Regions from separate parts of the Homo sapiens genome. Here region 1 is linked to region 2. A link is a contact called in ENCODE Hi-C data. All regions are on one chromosome and are shown on one strand. The core of a region is the stretch at or near the end of the contact, and the rest is flanking DNA. Distances in the headings are between cores, read along the strand shown.

The links. Hi-C counts contacts between places; a loop is a spot of excess contacts on that map. Pooled maps may share reads with other maps.
Region 1: a loop to region 2 is called in a map of PC-9, with 2.2 times the contacts of the local background. The contact joins two enhancer-like sites. A Hi-C loop is called at or near these places in 4 of 168 maps with a recorded cell type or tissue (MCF 10A, PC-3, PC-9 and 1 more) and 2 of 50 pooled maps.

What each region holds. Positions count from the first base shown.
Region 1 is chr2:53,444,168-53,447,669 of GRCh38, reverse strand. No RefSeq gene overlaps it. Among named protein-coding and RNA genes, the nearest start is that of CHAC2, 320 kb to the left of the region's middle. Within about 2 kb of position 2,074, at least 2 of the 41 ENCODE cell types and tissues checked have a DNase peak (open chromatin) inside an H3K27ac peak, as active enhancers do; they include PC-9, where a contact is called at or near this core.
Region 2 is chr2:53,200,314-53,203,766 of GRCh38, reverse strand. All of the region lies in intron 1 of LOC105369165 (a long non-coding RNA gene), which reads left to right. Among named protein-coding and RNA genes, the nearest start is that of MIR4431, 500 kb to the right of the region's middle. Within about 2 kb of position 1,551, at least 2 of the 41 ENCODE cell types and tissues checked have a DNase peak (open chromatin) inside an H3K27ac peak, as active enhancers do; they include PC-9, where a contact is called at or near this core.

The DNA of each region.
Region 1 (3,502 bases), core at 825-3,324, 240 kb before region 2:
ATTCCAAGAAGCAATGTGAGAGTAACATTAAACATCACAGCAATTTCATAAAATGAGGAATGAATCCCGAGACATTTGTTTAAAAGAGACGAGGCTGCCCAAAACTGAGTGTTCTCAATTGTCAGGTCTGTTTTTATTCTTTTTCACTCTATGAAAGCAGTGAAGGTTATGTCCTGAATATAGAATATGATGAAGCATTAGCAGTTTATGTCTTAATAAAGTGGTTCTTAATGGTGTGTGTAGGTAGCTGGTGATTCAGAATCAGGCCTTGTCTTGGTCGCAAAATGGTAGGTCAAATTCATGGCAGGTAGGAAGTTTTCAGAGAGAATTTATATACGTCAGCTACATAGATTGCTTAAGGTAATGATTATATACATATATGAAAGCCTGAATATAGTATAAATCACCCATATTAATACTTTTAATACATAATAGACACATTTTGATTTGTAAACAATTTTGAGGAAGGCTGTTTTTATTAGTTTGCCAGCTATATGGAGAATGCTTGAGATTCAAGTCAGTGATTCAAATAACATGCCACATACAGGCCAGCTACTGCTGCAGACATTTTCATATTCTCTCTTTTGGTCTTTCCAATAGCATTGTGAAGGGGGTATTATTAACTTTCAAGATGAGGTTCAGAGTGGCTGATTAGATATTTCTTTTCACACCAAAGGTCTCAGAGCACTTTCTACGTGTGTCAGTGCTTTAAAGACAAGTAAGTCACATCTGCTGTTCTTGGAAGTTTCTGTTTTAACTCCTAAAACACCTTTTGTCTTTCTTTGATATTAAGTGGATATCTCAGCTCTACAAAAAGCAGCAATGTTTAATAAAGTGATTTGTGCCAGTGGATGTTGTGTGGGTTTCAGAAGATGTGAAGAACAGATTCAAGACATGAAAGGTATTGAAATCAAGAGGCTGCCCTTCTCTAGGTTGAAAGAAATTTTGTGGCTTCTATTTGTTCTTGCATGTTGAAAAGTTAAGAGTAGATAGATGTAGATTTAAAAATATTTGTCAAATGAATACTAATTTGCTAGATTCTTTCACATACAATTTGCCATCCAGTCCTTGAAACGACTCTATAAGAAAGATGTTAACTTCATTTCACTGATGAGGCACCTGAAGCTGTGTGATGTTATGGAAATTGCCTGGCTAGAATTGGAGGTGATTTGAGCCTAGTCTCAGAACAATAGTCTACTGTTGCATTTCCATGGAGCAAAACTTGTATCTCTCATTTTTATGAATATGAAAAATGAAGGGGCCAGTTTTGACTGGAAACTTGTTCTCCTTTCTAGTTTTAAATTTAGTTTAATACTGAGAGATGAATATTGGATTTTTAAATATTTACAGTCCATTTAAATTATGTCAATAAGGAGCTATGGTGCCAAAGTGTTTATAGTATCATATTTTAAAGTCTCTCCTATTATGAATACGATGCCAAAGTTTCTTATGCTGGAAAGAACTTTAAGATGATGCAGTTGAAAAATAATTGAAGTTGCTATTAAGTATGGAATCTTATAAGAAAATATGTTGGGGAAATACTCTATAAATTAAAATCTCCACTTATAAATAAGTTACAAATATTATAACTATTTGAGAATTCGACAACTAAAGTTGTTGTTGTTTTTTTTTAATGCATTCTGGTCCAAGCTCCTAGTAAACATAGCTTATTACGTTGACTACTTATAAGCAGCTGCTTTTTGCAAACCACTGACTCTGACAGGAACTATCAAGCAGTTCTAATTCGAAGGTCAGCTATTGCAAGGTGATTCATTAGCTCCTTAATCATACAAATATGGCCAAAGCCACACTCCCTCAATATAGATAATGGGTACGGCAAACGAGTTCTGCTTGCAACGCTGTAGCTGACCTTTGAAAGAAATCTGTCCTTGTGAGCTGAGTCTCCTTATTTCCTTTTTTTCTGGGCAGATGGTGACTTTTCTCCCTGAGATACCAGCTCTACTAAATACTGCTTTTATGCTAGTCATTTAAGGCTTAGTTATAGGCATCAGAAACAACCAGGAGAGTCTTACAAATTATTTAAATAAGATCTTTAAATAAGATCTGAAAATGTGACTCAGCCTGCAGAACTTACGTGGGCCCTGCCCACACTGCTGCTTAGTCAGCTCTCCCTACTGTCCCTGCTCATCATCTTTCTCATTCAGTAGTGGTAAAGCAGACTCACTCTGTTCCTCTGTTTTTTGTTTTTTATTTTATATTTAAAAATATATTTTCCATTTTATTGTGATAAGAACATTTAAACATGAGATCTTTCCTCTTAACAGATTTTAAATATGCAATACAATATTTTTATCTATAGGCACGATGTTTTACAGCAGATCTCTGGGACTTACTAATGTCATATAACTGAAGGTATATACCCACTGATTGGCAGTTTCCCATTTCTCCCTCCCTGTGTCCTCAGCCTCTGGCAGCCACCATTTTATGAGTTTGACCACTTCACAAATCTTTTTTTTTTTTTTGACAGAATCTCTCTCTGTCACCCAGGCTGGAGTGCAGTAGCGCAATTTCTGCTCACTGCAAACTCCCGGGTTCAAGAGATTCTCCTGTGTCAGCCTCCGGAGTAGCTGGAATTACAGGCAGGCACTACCACATCTGGCTAATTTTTGTAGTTTTAGTAGAGACGGGGTTTCGCCATATTGGCCAGGCTGATCTCAAACTCCTGACCTCAGGTGATCCGCCCTCCTTGGCCTGCCAAAGTGCTGGGATTTCAGGTGTGAGCCAACGTGCCCAGCCCACTTTACATTTCTTATATAAGTAGAAGCATGTAGTATTTATTCTTCTGTGACTGGCTTATTTCACTTAGCAACAAAAACACCTAATAATATAATAAAACAATGGGCTACATACTTGAATAGACATTTCTCCAAAGAGGACATACAAATGATTATGTATCGACAGAAAAAGTATGATCCATTGCCTCCCCATCATAAGGGTCACAGCCAACACCCCATATCAAAAGACATGTTAACAAGAGAAAAGCGTAAGAAGTTTATTTGATCAAGTTTCTTTGTGACACAGAATCTTTCAGAATGAAGACCCAAAGATACAGGGGAGGCTATCCGATTTTGGGCTTAGGTTTGATGAAGTAGAGACTGTCATGTAGAAATGTGATTGGACAAAAAGGAGTATGATCTAATAGTAATAGACTGATTTGGGGGGCTGGGGAAAACCAAGCGAGGCCTGTGTCCAGATTCTCCTTGGCTGCTCTATGCAGCATTTTTAATTTCCAGGTCTGAGGGAGGACACTCTCTGGAATGGGAGTCTTATGACCTACAGTCAAGGTAGGTCAGATTATTTATTTATGTCTGTTCTTACAGAGAAAGGTGGGGAGAAAGTTAGAGTGGTATTTTTAGGTTTTATGTTGGCTTTGGGGAAAAGGGGTTCTGGTGTCTATGACCCACCTGGAGAGAACAGGGATTCTAGTTTTTAAGGCTAGCCTTGGGAGAGAATGAGGCTGAGAGACAGGAGGAGGTCAGAA
Region 2 (3,453 bases), core at 302-2,801:
CACAGGTCTAAGAAAAATCTATGTAGAGGCTGCAGCCAGTGAAATTGGATAAGCTCCTTTTAGAGAGACTATTGCATAAGAGTTCTGAGGACAGAAAAACCCATGGACCACAAGTGTTTAAGAGATGATCTGGAGGAAGAGAAATCAGTGGTAGGAAAAGCAACCTGTTCATTTCCATGTCCCCAGTGTCTAACACAGTCTTTCACAGAAATGCTTGTGGATGGACTACTTGAGCTTAGAAGGAGAATTTAGCAATGAGGTAGTGAAATCAGAACTAGTGACTTAGAAGCCAAGACAGAGAAAATCATAAGCAAGGAGACATTAAATTAAACTTCGGTGAACTGTATCCTTTGGATTTGACAACTAGGAAGTCATTTTCTACTTTAGCAAGAGTTTGTGTTTCAGTGAGATGGTGGAGCCAGAGTCGTATTGCAGTGGGTTGAGGGGCTTGTGCTAGACGAGGAGAAGACAGTAAGGTATGTTAGTCTTTAAAGAAAGTGGAGTGTAAAAGGAAGAAGGTAGTATTTATAAGGAAAGGGTAAAAATATTATTTTTCAATAAGCATTCATATTTGAAAGTTTTTTGGAGGGATGGAGAAGATTAAGAAAGAAAAGACCCTACAGAATGAAGAACAGATGGAAGGAAAAGTAACTGTGATCTCTCACATGATATTGAACACTCATTACCCGGTGTTGGTTACTTTTGTGTGTGGATGTGTCATTTACCCCCAAGAAGGTCATAAGCTGTTAAGAGGCAGAAATCACAGTTTGTACCTCTATCCTCCTTAGCCTATTTAAAACATGTGACGTGTATGTGATTATTGTTACTTGATTATAGCCATTTAATATTACTGTAAAAGGAAATATGCAACTCTCTGGATACTCTCCTCATTTGTTGTTTTTAAAGTAGACTCAATGTTGAAGCAAGGCCACAGTTCTCTTAGTAGACAGCGTGGACCTCTTGCTAGGTAGGTGGTATGTAGTTGTACACTTTAATTGGTTCATTTAGTTTTGGCAGATTGAACATTGCTACCTCTCTCTCAACAGGAAAATTGGCTCTCTTTTTGGTAAGATTAGGAAGTTGGTAACTTTACTGTTTAGATTGGGAGAGGGTGTTCTGCCTTCAAAAGGAAAAAAAAAAGAAGTATGACATTATCCCAGTTTCTCTCCTTTTTACCTGTTCTGAAACTTTTTCTCTTCCAGTGGCCAAAGACTTTTCTCCTGAGAAGCTGGTACATCAGCATTCCAGTTACTGGGTAGACTCTGGGCCCAAATAGACTTCTAGGATCCACTGGCCTTTCCATCTTTTACATATCTTTGCACGTCCACCTCTCTGCTTTTGTTTAAGGAAGGGAGAAATGTTTTGCATTTATGTTTTGAACTTGCTGATCCAGTAGATGTCACTCTGGGCAACAGGATAGAATATCTGTTCTTATCTGTGGTTTTGAATAGGCTGTGGCATTCCTGCTCCCAACCACTTTTACACACCTCAGGACTGACACACATGAATTATGACATTCTCTGCAATGCCAGTTTTACTTCTATGTTGTGAAATAAGACGGCTGGGAGAGCTGCCATTTCATCTCATTCTCATTCAGCTCGAATGCCAAATGTTTACACAGTTACACCAGTCAACTAGGCAATAAGAAAATAGTTTAGGGAAAAGTGGAGGAAATATATATTTTAAAGCAGCATATCTGAATGGGGTGTTTAGGCACATTAAATTCTTCCGAGACTTCACACAGAGGGGAGGCAATAAATGCTCTCTTGAGTATTTGTGGCTGAACCCAAACTAGTACAAGTGAGCTGACCTCTCTCTACCTGTATAACTTCATTTTCTCCTATTGCCCTAAATCAGTGACGCTCAACCAAGCTTCTAGAATAGATTAAAAAAGAGGAGTTTTCCTGAAGTTCTCAGAAAGCAATATGGTTAGTGAATCAACTTTTCTCTGATTATTTTTTTTCTTTCCATATTGTATCTCCTCTCCACAAACCTTTGGAATTTGCTTCAGCCCGTTACATGATCAGTGAGCAAGTGGCAAACAGAAAATGTTGAGGAAAAAAAAACAGTCTAATTGGACAGATTTGTATTTTTTGAAGAAATATGTTTGTGGTTTTAATGTTGTATGCAATTTTATTTAATCACATTTTCTTTTAGAATTGTTTGCGTTATGGATAGTTTATGTGATATTGTACGCACCAGTTTATTATATTCCATCAACCCGAACAAGAGTGAGGACTCATGCTCTGCATGAACAACATCTTAGATACTCATTTTACCCCATGCAAGGCCTGCCCAGTCTTAGGTCACAGTTCTTGGTTGAACTTTTTATGTTTGACTTGGAATTTTCTTCCACGTCTTTCATCATATGTATAAAATCCAGCCAACACTTGGGGCCCATCTCAAATTCCATCTCCCCCGATAAGGGAATCTTGGTAAGTGATAGGAATTACAAAGAAAAGGAGGAACAGGATGGTGCATGCCGGAAGAAAGAGCTTTTCTTTGGGAGGTAAGCATGTGACAGATTTGGGGGCTAGATTTAAGAGCTTCAGGGGCTCATAGGAGGAAAGATCACTTCCAGCAGCTGTGATGAAGCATGTTTTCTTGAGGAGGTAGAATTGACACTTGATTACTTGAAGGGTAAGATGTGGCTAGCCAGTGAAGAGTGAGGAGGAAGGCCCTCTAGAAAGAGAGAAGACAAAGAAAAACAGAGGTGAACACAGCACAAGTGGGGACAGGTGGTAGTGAGGCCAACTTGGCTAGAACCCTGTACTGATGACTGGGAGTTATTAGAGATACTTGTAATAAGACTTCTTACCCTCATTCTTTTTCTCTGCTGAGACTGATGATGGAAGGAGTTATAATAACTGTTTTCCTGATTGCATGTGACTTTGCCCCTTCTCTGTATTGGCTGTGATCCTCCATCTAGCACATCTTCTATACTTTCTTTATAGTCCTTTCCTACTGTTTAGCCGCTGCTTTGATTTCTTTCCCATTTATCCACTTTACCACTAGCTGTTGAGTTCTCATATCTTCTTGAAGATGAATCAACACGAAGACGCACATTTAATAATAAGAAGAAAAAATAAAAGATAGTAGTTGGGGGCTTTTATGTGTATTTTTTCAAGGTTTGGGAGACTAAGACTGTTACTTGGTGTAGCGTTAGCTCAAAATCTGTTATAAAAAGCAAGATAATAGAACTGAAAGCAAAAGGCCCTTAGCTAAAGATGTAATCCTCTTATGGAGCTGGAGAAGAAAGAGACACAGAAAATGTTGCTTTAATTAAGGTTTTCGTCGTATATTCAATGTAATTTCCTTCTTGAAAGATTATATAGGTGTGAAGTCTTTTCAAATGACATTGTATTGAATAAACGAAGACCTTGCAATACTAGAAATTATTTTCTCCCTAACACCTGTATTTTCAAAATCTTATCTTAATACTGCTATTTTTTT